Regions from separate parts of the Homo sapiens genome. Here regions 1 and 2 are each linked to region 3. A link is a contact called in ENCODE Hi-C or POLR2A ChIA-PET data. All regions are on one chromosome and are shown on one strand. The core of a region is the stretch at or near the end of the contact, and the rest is flanking DNA. Distances in the headings are between cores, read along the strand shown. Region 1 has its middle 100 kb from the start of LIPC. Region 2 overlaps LOC124903499 (a long non-coding RNA gene). Region 3 has its middle 68 kb from the start of SLTM.

Region 1 (4,050 bases), core at 680-3,179, 540 kb after region 3:
CCAAGAGTGAAAAATGAAGTCACCAGGAAAAGCAATAGAAGATGCCAATTAGGAATGCAAATAGGAAGCGAGGGTTTGTTGAAGGACAGGGTTATCTTCGCAGGGAGCCAATCCCCGGAAGGCTGCAGGCTTCTGGATTTGCAGTCTGAGTTTGCAGCATCTGGTGAGGAGGGCTCTGGGAAGAGGCCCACAGCTGGGTGGGAGTGACCACAACACTTCCTGCCCTCTTCCACTTTCAAAACCACATCAGCCAGGCTGAGGGATCTTAGCTTCTTCTTGCTCCAGGAAGTGGGTCTTAGAATTATCACATCACAGGGAATTAGGAGGGAGATGCTGAATTCTCTAATCTAGTGACTTTCCTGTCTTTTGTTCTGTTTTATTTTAGGAGCAGGACAAACAGGGAGGGGAGGGTTTGCAGCCTGCAGGCTGAGCCTCCCTCTCTTTTTCTTCCCTACTCTGGGCTAGACTAATTTGTCTCAAAGGCTCTTCCGCTTTTACCATTCTGTAGTTCATTGTCAGATTTCAAAATAACACATTCCAGCAGTGTTGAGCATGTGGGCAAATTCTGATGAAATAATACCATTTCAGTAAAAAGAAAAAAACCCGGTTCTGTCACTTTTATTAGCTATGGGATCATAGTTAAACCTCAATTTCCTTATCTGTAAAATGAAGAAAATAAAAGTACCTATCTCAGAAGGTCTTTGGGAAGATTGAATTAAGATAATAAAGGTCAACTCTTGCTCAACACAGTCCTATCCATAAACATAGGCAATAGTGTTGCTGAATAGAAAATAAAAGCTGGTGGGACCCACGGTCTCCTAGGGAGACAGTAGGAGCCGGGTGCTGCTCCAAAGTCTGGGGGCCCATTCTATGCTCTGTGGGTCTCCTGAAGGGACTCAGTGAATTCTCGGAGGAGACACCTTGCAACACGTTCCTGTGCAAATCCTGCAGGAAATCTAGGGGTTTCTCCCTGGACTTGGTTGGCTTTAACCCCTTCTCCTGGCCTCGTGTATGCCCCACTTCAGGAGGGAGGACAGCTTCAGTAAATGCACTAGGATCCAGAGAGGTAAGTAGCAACTTGTTTATGCAGCCATTCATTTATTCACTCATTCATCCAGCAAAGACTCTGTACCCATCTATACGTGGCAGTGCAGCCAAGGCTGGGAGGATTCAGAGATGACTGAGCCTGGGTCTTTCTCTTAGCAGCTGTGGGGAGGGGCCAGCTTCCTCGGGGCTCAGCTTTTTTCTCAACTCCCACCTTGTCTCCTCCCTCTCCTGCCCATTAGTCTTGGGCTCTGGTGATTTTAACTTGAAAATGACCCTTATATTCATGGGCCTCTTCCTCCTAGGCTGCTACTTGAAACCCCAGAAGTGGGTGAGATTGCCAAAGGACAGAATATCCGGAAAAGAGAATTTACATCAGTGTGAAATCTTGGGAAATGTGTACATATGAAAGAAGGATGTAGAAAAAAAAAAAAAGGCTTTGGAGGGGGCAGGCACTGGTGGATGTCCAGGTGTTACACAGGGGGTGGGGGAGCCCAGCTAAGGCTGCTGGATGATGAGTAGCCTGGGGAGCAGCACACAGGAGCAGGTAGGTTTGTGCTTTTAAGAAAAGCGGACTGTCTAAGCAGGTAGTCAGCCTCAGGCTGCAGATAGGACAGTGGACAGGGTTCGGTGGCCAGAAATTCTCGGGGCTGGATGATTCTCAGAAGTCCAAAGCTGGGGAGCAGCATCAGATTTCAGGCTTCTGCCTCTGGCCAGACCCCAGTCCCGGCAATGAGGCGGAGTTCTGCCAAGAACAAGGCAGTTTCTAGTTCTAAAGTGGTGGAACAGGATAAGGATTCAATTTCCCACACTGGGCATTCGGTTAGGGCCAGCCCAGCAGGGAGGGGGTTGGCCTGCAGGCACAGATCTGGTGGCCTCAGCTGGGGGAGAACAGGTCTGGCAGGGGTTGGGAACTAGGCTGGGCTGATGTTCCCAGAGAAAGGTAAACACAAGGAAGTACGTCTGAGGTAGAATTGATTAACTGGGTTGTTGGGCTAGATTGATTGGAAGATTGTGACCTTTGCCTTTGATATCATCGTGGGCCAACCACAGGGAGTATCTTCTCCTCATTCAGACACAAGTGCATAGACTATAGGCCCATCAAACAATATTTTACAATTGACAGATGTCTATGTCTGTGATTCATCTGGTCCTCATCCCAACCTTGTGCACGAGGAAGGGGACGTCACATTTTCTCCATTTTGCAGATTAAGAAACTGGGTCACAGTCAGAGAGGGGAACTTGCCTGAGAAGGCAGCTGTAGGCCAGGAGCCAGGATGGGCATTCAGGGCCAGGCTCAGGCTACAGTTCCCTGGGGCCTCTCCGGTCTTTTTTTTTATTTTGGCAAAAGGAGGATAGTGGTTGAAGGTAGACTTCAGGTCCTGCCCCTTCCCGACTTGCGTGATCTGGGGCAAGTTGCTTACCCTCTCAAAGCTTCCATTTCCTCATTTTTAAAGCTAATTAATTAATTAGTTAATTAAACACATAAAATTGACATGTAATAATTGTACATATTTATTGGGGACACAGGAGTATTTTGTACATATATACAATGTATACTGATCAAATCAGAGTAATTAGCATATCCATCACCTCAAAGATTATCATTTTTTTGTGTTAGGAACATTCAAAATTCTTTCTTCTAGCTATCTGAAAATACACCATAGATTTTTATTAACTACAGTCACCCTACAGTGCTGTAGAACACCAGAACTTACCCTTCTAACTATCTGTAATTTTGTGTCCATTAACCAAACTTTCCCTATTTTCCCCTTCCTCCTACTCTTCCTACCCTCAGAGAACCACAGTTCTACTTTCTACTTCTATGAGCTCAATGTTTTTAGCTCCCACGTATGAGTGAGAACACATAATATTTATCCTTCTGTGCCTGACATTTTTTCCCTAACATAATGTCCTCCCAGCTCATCCATGTTCCTGTGAATGACGAGATTTCATCCTTCTTTATGGCTGAATAATATCCCATTGTGTGTGTGTGTGTGTGTGTGTGTGTGTGTGTGTGTGTGTGTGTGTGTGTGTATCTCACGTTTTACTTACCTATTTATCTGTTGATGAACACAGTTGATTCCATATATTGGCCACTGTGAATAGTGCTGCAAATAAACAAGAAGGTGCAGATATCTCTTTGATATACAGATTTTCTTTCCTTTGGGTAAAAATCCAGTAGTAGGATTGCTGAATCATACAGTATTTCTATTTTTTAGTTTTTTGAGGCACTTTTGTACTGTTTTCCATAATTGTTGTACTAATTTACATTCTCACCAATAGTGTACAAGACTTCCCTTTTCTCTGCAATCTCACTGACATTTGTTATTTTTTGTCTTTTTCATAGTAGCCATTCTAACTGGGGTGAGATGATATCTCATTGTGGTTTTGATTTGTATTTCTCTGATAATTCGTGATACTAAGCATTTTGTCATATACTTTTTAATTATTTCTATGTCTTCTTTTGATAAATGTGTATTCAGATCCTTAGATGACAGGATCTCCTATATAGAAAAACCTAAGTACTCCACCAAAAGACTCTTAGAACTGATAAGTAAATTCAGTAAAGTTGCAGATAAAAAAATCATTATACAAAAAAAACCAGCATCTCTATACACCTGTAATAAACTAGCTAAAAAGCAATCCCATTTGAAATAGTTACAAATAAATAAATAAAATATCTAGAAATACATTTAACAAATGAAAGATCTCTACAATGGAAATTATAAAACACTGATGAAAGAATGGAAAGGACATAGAAAAATGGAAAGATGTCCAATATTTATAATTGGAAGAATATTGTGAAAATGACCACACTTCCCAAATCCGATCTACAGATTTAATGTGGTCATTATCAAAATACCAGTGGCATTCTTCAAATAATAGAAAAAGTAATCATAAAATTTGAATGAAACCACAAAAGACCCTAAATATCTAAAGCAATCTTGAGCAAAAAGAACAAAATTGGAGACATCACATTACTTGACCTCAAACTATACTACA
Region 2 (4,018 bases), core at 450-2,949, 640 kb after region 3:
TCTTTTTTGGGGAGAAAGAATATCTAATATAGTCTCATATGTTTGGGGTTATTAAGTAGAAGTTTTAAAGTCCACCCTCTGTATCTGACACTTTCATCTATTCATTTACTTTTTTTTCTTCTTTTGGTCCTTTGGTTGGGGGGCTTCTAGAGGAGGGTGGGAAGTTCCCTCCAATGGCTGATGATCCTTGGTTGTTTGTTTATATTTAAGATTGTGGCAGAAATAAACTGATTGGAAGCTCTGTGAGTTATTTTTGTGTATTGGGGTGAGGGCGATATGTGGAAGCCCCTTCTCTGTGGGCATTTTCTTTCTCTGGGGAGGAACCTTCCTCTCCCCTGCCTGGGGCGGAGCTGGAGCCCTCAGTGTGTATTCAGGGCAGAGGAAGTTGCCTGTGTTCCATCCCATCGCTCCTACTCTTTCAGCTCATCCGATTTGCTTCTGTGCTCTGCTATAGCTGGAGTTCCAGCTCCTTCTCTGCAGCCATTCCCTTTCTCTGGGGAGGAACCTTCCTCTCCCCTGCCTGGGGCTGGGCTGGAGCCTTCAGTGTGTGTTCAGGGCAGAGGAAGTTGCCCGTGTTCAATCCCATCGCTCCTAATGTTTTCAGCCCACCTGACTTGCTTCTGTGCTCTGCTATACCTGGAGTTCCCAAGACTGAAGCCTCTCTACCTTCCAGTTTCTGCAGAGAACAACTCTCTAGTCTCCTCACCAAGGGACTCACAGTCGGCCACTGGTGAAGGGAGTGGGGGCTGCTGGTTTCTACTCTTTAGCACAAGGACCTCAAGATAAATGCCACTCTCCTTTCATCTGGGTGCCTGGCCCCTCTGAGCTCAAGTCCCTGCCAGCTCGGTAGGCTCTCCTTGGAGAGTGGTGGTCTCCTTTCCACCTATCTGCTCTCCCACTTCCAGAATTCCATCAGGGTCTGCTTTCTACATCCCCTCCTGTTCTCTTCATCCTTCTGGATTTATAACTCCACCTCTCTACCCTCTCCCAGCCCACCAGCCAGCCCACTTTGACTTCATTTGAGTGGGTCTTTAATCAGACGAATTTTGCCAGGAATGCCCAGTTAAGTTTGAAAGTCCAGCCTTCTACTATTTAAAAAAGAATGTTATATGCCCCAACAAGGCCAATAAAATAATTTTCAATACCTGGCCATTCACTCAAACAGGAACAAGGTGAGCTGAAAAACTTTGAAGCTATTTGGAGGGGTTCTTGGGAGCTTTTGCTACTGAGGCCAGCATTTCTTCTCCATGCCCCTACGCTCTCTGACTGTTTGAGCTTCTCCTCTATTCTTGGGCATTTCTGATGTTGCTCCAAGTGCCTGTTCCTTTGCCTTAATGGCAATGCTTCCCTTCCCCTCTCATTATCTTTTCCTTTTTGATCCCAGGTGTAGGGTTACAGATTTGGCAAATAGGATGCCCAGTTAAATTTGAATTTCAGATAAACAACACATAACATGTTTAGTATAAGTAGGTCCTATGCAATATTTGGGACCCACTTATATTAAAAATATATTTTGTTTGTTGTTTACCTGACATTTAAACTTAACTGGGTGTCCTCTAGTTTATCTGGCAGCTCTATCCAAGTGGGCTTCCTTTTATTCCCTGCAAAACAAGATAGGTCTGAGTCAGGAGAGCCAGTCTGTATCACAAAAGGGCCTTGTCCTCACTGGATTTCTGTTCTTAAAGGGACCCACAGCTATTTACATAACACATGGCAGCCTAACACCCATGCAATTGTAAATTACAGTCTGCTTATTCATTGTCGAGTTAGGAACTCAACCATATTTCTCAGCTGTCTTCAGTTCTCCTGCTTCAGATTCAATAAATAAATGTCTTGTTCTAGCATTGTTTGTGCCATTGTGTCGCCTTGTTCCTTGTCTGTTCCCATTGCAGTCTTCAGCACTCGGAACTCCCGTGCTCCCCCCGCCCCCAACTCCGCCCCCCACCCCCCTCCCTGGTAGGCACCACGTGAGATCTCCCTGCCATCCCAGTGGGACATTGCTCCCATGGTCAGCATCTCCGTTTCATTCTTTGCAGGATTTGGAGGTAATTCTAACTAGATCTCTGTTTTTGAGAATGTTACCACATCCTGTGGCTTTCCTCCTCAATAGGCGTCGGCAGGTACCAGGTGTAGTATACCTGCAGGATTTGTTAGGACTCTGCCCGAGAACATGAACTTGACAAAGAACTCTTGCCCTGAAGAAAAGCTAAATTATGGTTGTACCAATTACATGAAAGAATACAGGAAATGAATATAATGGATATAAAGTGCTCAGGAAAGCAATGCACAAAATAACATTAACATTTTCATCTGGTCCCTGTGGAGTCATTCTTTGTAAGGTCATTCCTTGAAGAGTTTTCTTTTCAAGTTGTAAGCCTGTACGTCTTATTTCACCATGAAGAACTCTGCCTGCTACATTCCTGAGGCAATCCAAGGGGTCAGCTATTAACAGAGCTGGGCTAAATATATCCCTTCCAGGAGCCTCCAGCCTCTGTTCCAGAGTCACATCCTGTGTCAGCTGGAGCAGATTCTCTCCTGCTTCCCTGCCACCAGCAGCCTCATCAGAGGCCTCAAGGTGTCCAAAGAGGTTGGCATGATAAACTGAGGGACTTCCTTGAGGACCTGTCTGTTTACCTGAAACAGCTGGTCTACCTGCTCCCCGCTGCAACTTCACCAGCCTCTATACATTTGTGTATCTACTACACATCATACCTGCCTCCACCTAAAATACAAAGCACAATCTTAACCTCACAGCAAAGACTCACACCGAAGGAGGGTTTTTATACATGAGATTCGAGGGGTTCATCAGATAGGGGAGTATTTGGCTTTTTTCTATTGGGAAGAGATGAAGGTCTTAGAGCAGCAAGTCTGAAATGAAAGCCTATATTTTTCTTTTGGTCTGCTTGGGAGTAGGGGTGCCCCTGGGTGTGGGACTTTCAGTGCTAACACTGGGGCAGTGTTGGGTAAACTGGGACAGTCGGTCTCCCTCCATAGCCTTCACCACCACTATCCTTCCAATTCCCTTCACCGCTATTTCTTATACTGGCTGAGAGAAGGAGAGACTAAGAGGTCAGAGCTTGAAATGGAGCTTTGGAAGTTTTCACCAAACCCATTCCAGATATCTTAGGGGTTTCACACTAAAACAACATTAGGAGGGATCAATAGTCACCTTCTTTGAAGGTGTTTGTGAGAAAAAGAACCTTAAGAGATTGAAGGGAAAGATGTATAACTATAGTTTTAGTTTGTAAAGTCCTTCTAAAGAGCTATTTTAAATGTTTGTATATCGCTAGCTTGAATTTTATTTTCCAGTAAATGTTTCTAATACATAAAAAATGGAAACGTTTGTGATTACAAGTCTGTAGGGTTTGAACCCAGAGCTACAGTCTGTAATTTTAACAAATCCTCCACCTATTGTTTTGGACTTCACAGTCCGTGGCACTCTGCCTCCACCTGGTGGCAGTGTACCTAAATTAAGTCGGGTTCCTCCCTCCCGTCTCCATATTTTTGTGTGTGGTAAGAGCCTCACTTTTGGGAATTGTATCTTACAAGCCAAATTATAAAGATATTAATTTGTCACATACTATCGTCCTTATTTAGAATTCAGCATCAATTTGGAGCAAAAACCATCTCTTTATATTTGCTTTATGCTTTATCTTGTGAAGTATTATGAACCTAATAAAATAATTGAATACTGCAGTCCCTTAGAGAATATGCAACTATTGTAAGCAGATACCATGAAGAACATGACGTGTGAAAATATCATGTGTATAGATTTTTTTAGGTTATAATAAATAAAACTTGTAAGAAATTTATTAATCAGACACAATTCATCATGTCCATTATCATACCGAGTTCCACAATTTTTAGGCCCAAGGATTAGGAGTTCACACTAGGGGATGTAAGTGGGGTTGCTTTTACATAGGTACATCTTTTTTTCTTATATATTCTTTATTTTCTTTTTATTTTGTTAATTCCGCAGCATGAGAATTCTGAAATAATTGCTAAAGTTCATGAGTTA
Region 3 (3,728 bases), core at 693-3,192:
CCACTTTAGGGAACACTGACCCGGAAGGAGGGTGAGGATAGAGAAGCCAGAGTCAGCACAGAGGTGCTGGGAGGCGGGAGCAGAGGAGGGGCGAGCTGTATCCCAGACAGTAAGAGGGGAGAGTGTTTGGGGGCTGGTCAGGCTGCATAAGAAGGCAGAGGGACAAGGCCACTGAGTTGGGTGGCGCAGAAGCCAAGTGGCAGCCTTGACAGGAGCTGTTCCCTCTGGAAGAAAGGAAGGACCCCCGGCTGCTGTGGACTGAAGGCTTTTGCTCGCTTTGCCTCACCTAGATGCCCCCTTTCTGCTGCTACATCCCAGCACCCAGCAGGCACTCGGTACACACCTACGATGAACACCCGACTGCTCTGACTCTTCACCCTCCCACCACTGGTGACTCCAGCCTCACTGCTAACACTCCCTTACTCACGGGCCCCTCTGCTGCTCGAGGCGCCTCAGGGCCTTTGCACTGGCTGTTCCCGTGGCCTGGACCACTCTTCTCAGAGGTCTCTGCGTGGCTGCCCGCTGCTCATCACCCAGGCCCCACACAGCCCCCACCGGGCACGTGAGAGTGTCAGGTATTGAAAGGACAATATTTTGAAGACATTAGGGTCAACGAGCAGATTATCAAAACTAAATTCACCTGTTTCTTTTCACTTTTTTTTTTTTTTTTTTTTTTGAGACGGAGTCTCGCTCTGTCGCCCAGGCTGGTGTGCAGTGGCGCGATCTCTGCTCACTGCAAGCTCCGCCTCCCGGGTTCCCACCATTCTCCTGCCTCAGCCTCCCAAGTAGCTGGGACTACAGGCGCCCGCCACCACGCCTGGCTAATTTTTTTGTATTTTTAGTAGAGACGGGGTTTCAACCTGTTTAGCCAGGATGGTCTCGATCTCCTGACCTTGTGATCCGCCCGCCTCGGCCTCCCAAAATGCTGGGATTACAGGCGTGAGCCACCGCGCCCGGCCTCTTTTCACTTTTTTTAACGTGGCGACTAGAACACGTAAGATGGCGTCTGCGGTTCACCTTACACATCCTCCCTGGAGAGCGTACTCTAAACCAGGATGCAAGCTTCCCCTACAGGGCAAGACAGGAAATGCTTCCAGCTTCTCAGGCTCTCTGTCATAGTCACGGTGGCAAGAGTCAGCCACAGATGACGTAAGTGAATGGGTGTGGCTGTGCACCAAGACTTCACAAACACAGTTGCTGGGCTGGGCTGGGCGGGCCCCAGACAGTGAGTCGGCCCATACCTGCTGTGTGAAAGAATCCAAACCTGGGGCCGGGCGCGGTGGCTCACACCTGTAATCCCAGCACTTCGGCAGGCCAAGATTAGGCGGATCACCTGAGGTCAGGAGTTCGAGACCAGCCTGGCCAACAATGGTGAAACCCCATTTCTACTAAAAATACAAAAAATTAGCTGGGCATGGTGGCGGGCGCCTGTAATCCCAGCTACTCAGGAGGCTGAGGCAGGAGAATCACTTGAACCTGGGAGGCGGAGGTTGCAGTGAGTCGAGATAGCGCCACTGCACTCCAGCCTGGGCAACAAGAGCGAAACTCTGTCTCAAAAAAAAAAAAAAAGAAAAAAAAAAGAAATAATAAAAAAAGAAGAATCCAAACCTGCCCAGAGAGAGGCCTGGCTTTTGCCCTCCGCCCTCGGGAAGTCATCTCTGAGCCCTTGGTGTCTCGCGCATGAGGAGGGTCTGACTGCCTGGGGCCCTCAGGCCAGCCCGACAGCAAGATGGATTTGGGGTGGAGTTTGGGCCAGGTGGTATCCTTGAGCTTCCGGGGCTGGAGGCTGAGGTCAGCCACACAGATCGGGGAGGAGTCCCCAGTAAGAACCCGGGACACCAAGATCTGAGGAGGGTCCCTGGCTGGCAACACTCCCTGCGTGCCGGGAGGAGTGAAGGGAGAGGACAGCTGATAACTGGTCTCCGTGGAGCCTTCCGGGCCCTCTTCCTGGCTGCTTCCAGCGCGTCCTTCTCTGTGATAAGCCGTGACTGTGAACATGGCTGTGAGTCCTTCTAGAGAACTCGCAAGTATGCCAAGGTCTTGGGGGCCCTACTGACTTGCAGCTGGTGTTGGATGGAGCCCCACATGGACTGTCCCTCCTTGCTGCGCCATGGCCTCCCCACCGTGGGTCACACTGGTTTTCGGGGGCTAAGCAGCGGTTTTCCCTCCGCTTCCTCCTGGCTTCCCCGCTCCCCTGCCTCCTCCCCTCCCCCGTCGCAGCCCCGTCAGGCTCACCCAGAACTCTTCCAGCAGGGCCACCGCCTCCTCCCAGCTTAGCGGCTGACGGCTGCACACCCAGGCCTGCGTGTCGGCTGGCAGCGCGCTCAGAAACTGCTCCAGCACCAGCAGCTCCAGCATCTGCTCCTTGGTGTGCACCTCGGGCCGCAGCCGGTCCCGGCACAGGGCGCGTAGCAGCCCCAGCGCCTCGTGCGGGCCCGGCGCCTCGCCCAGGTGGAAGCGGCGGAAGCGGTGCCACGAGGAGCCCAGCGCCAGGCCCTCGGCCTCCTGCTTCAGCGGCACCGTCAGCTCCATGGGGCCTCCTGGACGGCAGCGCCTGCCCCGCGTGGCCCAGGGTGCAAAGAGGTCTCTGTGAGGGGCGGCGCTCACTCGGGCGGTGAGGAAAGGGTGTCTGTCTCGTGGGATCCCACGGAGTCAAGTGCCGGCTCTGCCCCTCGTTGGGCCCCTTCCGCGGCTTCTGTACCTCAGTCCTGCAGCTCCTCCCGCAGCCTGTCCTACAGCACAAAGGCTCTGGAGCAAATTCCAGCTCTGCCTCCCACCAGCTCTGTGTCCTTGGACAAGGTACAAGGCACCTTTTGTAATACACTGTCTCTCCATGTCCTTGGCTCACTCTCTCAGGCGAGGCCTCCCAAGCCTCTTTACCTCCGCGCACATGTGCACAGAGCTCACCGGAACTCCTCTTACACATTTTTGATTATTCGTTGCTGGTACCTAGAAATACTATTTTTGTGTATTGATCCTTCTAGCCAGTGACTTTGCAGAATTTACTTATTAATTCTAGTAGCTTTACTTTAGATGACTTAGGGTTTTCCATGTATACGATCATGTCTTCTGGGAATAAAGGCAGCATTATATCCTCCTTACCAATTTCAATGCCTTTTCTCTCCCTTGCCTTGCTGCATTGGCTGGTGTCTCCAATAGAGTGTCGAAAAGAAGTGCCGAGGGTAGACATTCTTGCACAGTTCCCAATTTTAGAAAGAAAGCATTCGGGCTTTCACCATCATTAAGTGTGGTGTCAACCTTGAGTTTGTCACTTACACCCTTTATGAGGCTGAGGAAATTCCCTTCTGTTCCTAAAATGCTCAGTTTTTATTACAAATGGGTATTAAATTCTGTCAAGGGCCGGGCGCAGTGGCTTACGCCTGTAATCCCAGCATTTTGAGAGGCCTAGGTGGGCGGAGTTTGAGACCAGCCTGGCCAACATAGTGAAACCCCGTCTCTACTAAAAATTCAAAAAAAAAAAAAAAAAAAAAAAAAAAAGCCAGGCGTGGTGGCACTGGCCTGTACTCCCAGCTACTTGGGAGGCTGAGGCAGGAGAATCTCTTGAACCCAGGAGGCGGAGGTTGTGGTGAGCGGATATTGAGGCATTGCACTCCAGCCTGGGCAACAGAGTGAGACTCGATCTAAAAAAAAAAAAAAAATTCTGTCAAATGCTTTTTCTATATCTGTTGAGATGATATGATGGTATTGACAGGGGTTTTCCCCTTCAT

The links. Hi-C counts contacts between places; a loop is a spot of excess contacts on that map. ChIA-PET counts read pairs that join two places held with the same protein, here RNA polymerase II (POLR2A). Pooled maps may share reads with other maps.
Region 1: a map of PC-9 shows a loop between it and region 3 (5-fold over the local background). The contact joins two enhancer-like sites. A Hi-C loop is called at or near these places in 1 of 168 maps with a recorded cell type or tissue (PC-9) and 1 of 50 pooled maps. POLR2A ChIA-PET finds 5 or more read pairs at or near these places in 1 of 52 experiments (WTC11).
Region 2: a loop to region 3 is called in a map of PC-9, with 7 times the contacts of the local background. The contact joins two enhancer-like sites. A Hi-C loop is called at or near these places in 9 of 168 maps with a recorded cell type or tissue (Caco-2, Calu3, HCT116 and 6 more), 13 of 37 single-sample maps with no recorded cell type and 10 of 50 pooled maps. POLR2A ChIA-PET finds 5 or more read pairs at or near these places in 2 of 52 experiments (AG04450 and HepG2).

What each region holds. Positions count from the first base shown.
Region 1 is chr15:58,328,195-58,332,244 of GRCh38, reverse strand. No RefSeq gene overlaps it. Among named protein-coding and RNA genes, the nearest start is that of LIPC, 100 kb to the left of the region's middle. RefSeq lists enhancers at 1-15, 1-371. Within about 2 kb of position 1,929, at least 11 of the 41 ENCODE cell types and tissues checked have a DNase peak (open chromatin) inside an H3K27ac peak, as active enhancers do; they include PC-9, where a contact is called at or near this core.
Region 2 is chr15:58,227,337-58,231,354 of GRCh38, reverse strand. All of the region lies in intron 1 of LOC124903499 (a long non-coding RNA gene), which reads right to left. Among named protein-coding and RNA genes, the nearest start is that of AQP9, 91 kb to the right of the region's middle. Within about 2 kb of position 1,699, at least 3 of the 41 ENCODE cell types and tissues checked have a DNase peak (open chromatin) inside an H3K27ac peak, as active enhancers do.
Region 3 is chr15:58,863,810-58,867,537 of GRCh38, reverse strand. It overlaps the pseudogene ZNF444P1. Among named protein-coding and RNA genes, the nearest start is that of SLTM, 68 kb to the left of the region's middle. Within about 2 kb of position 1,942, at least 10 of the 41 ENCODE cell types and tissues checked have a DNase peak (open chromatin) inside an H3K27ac peak, as active enhancers do; they include PC-9, where a contact is called at or near this core.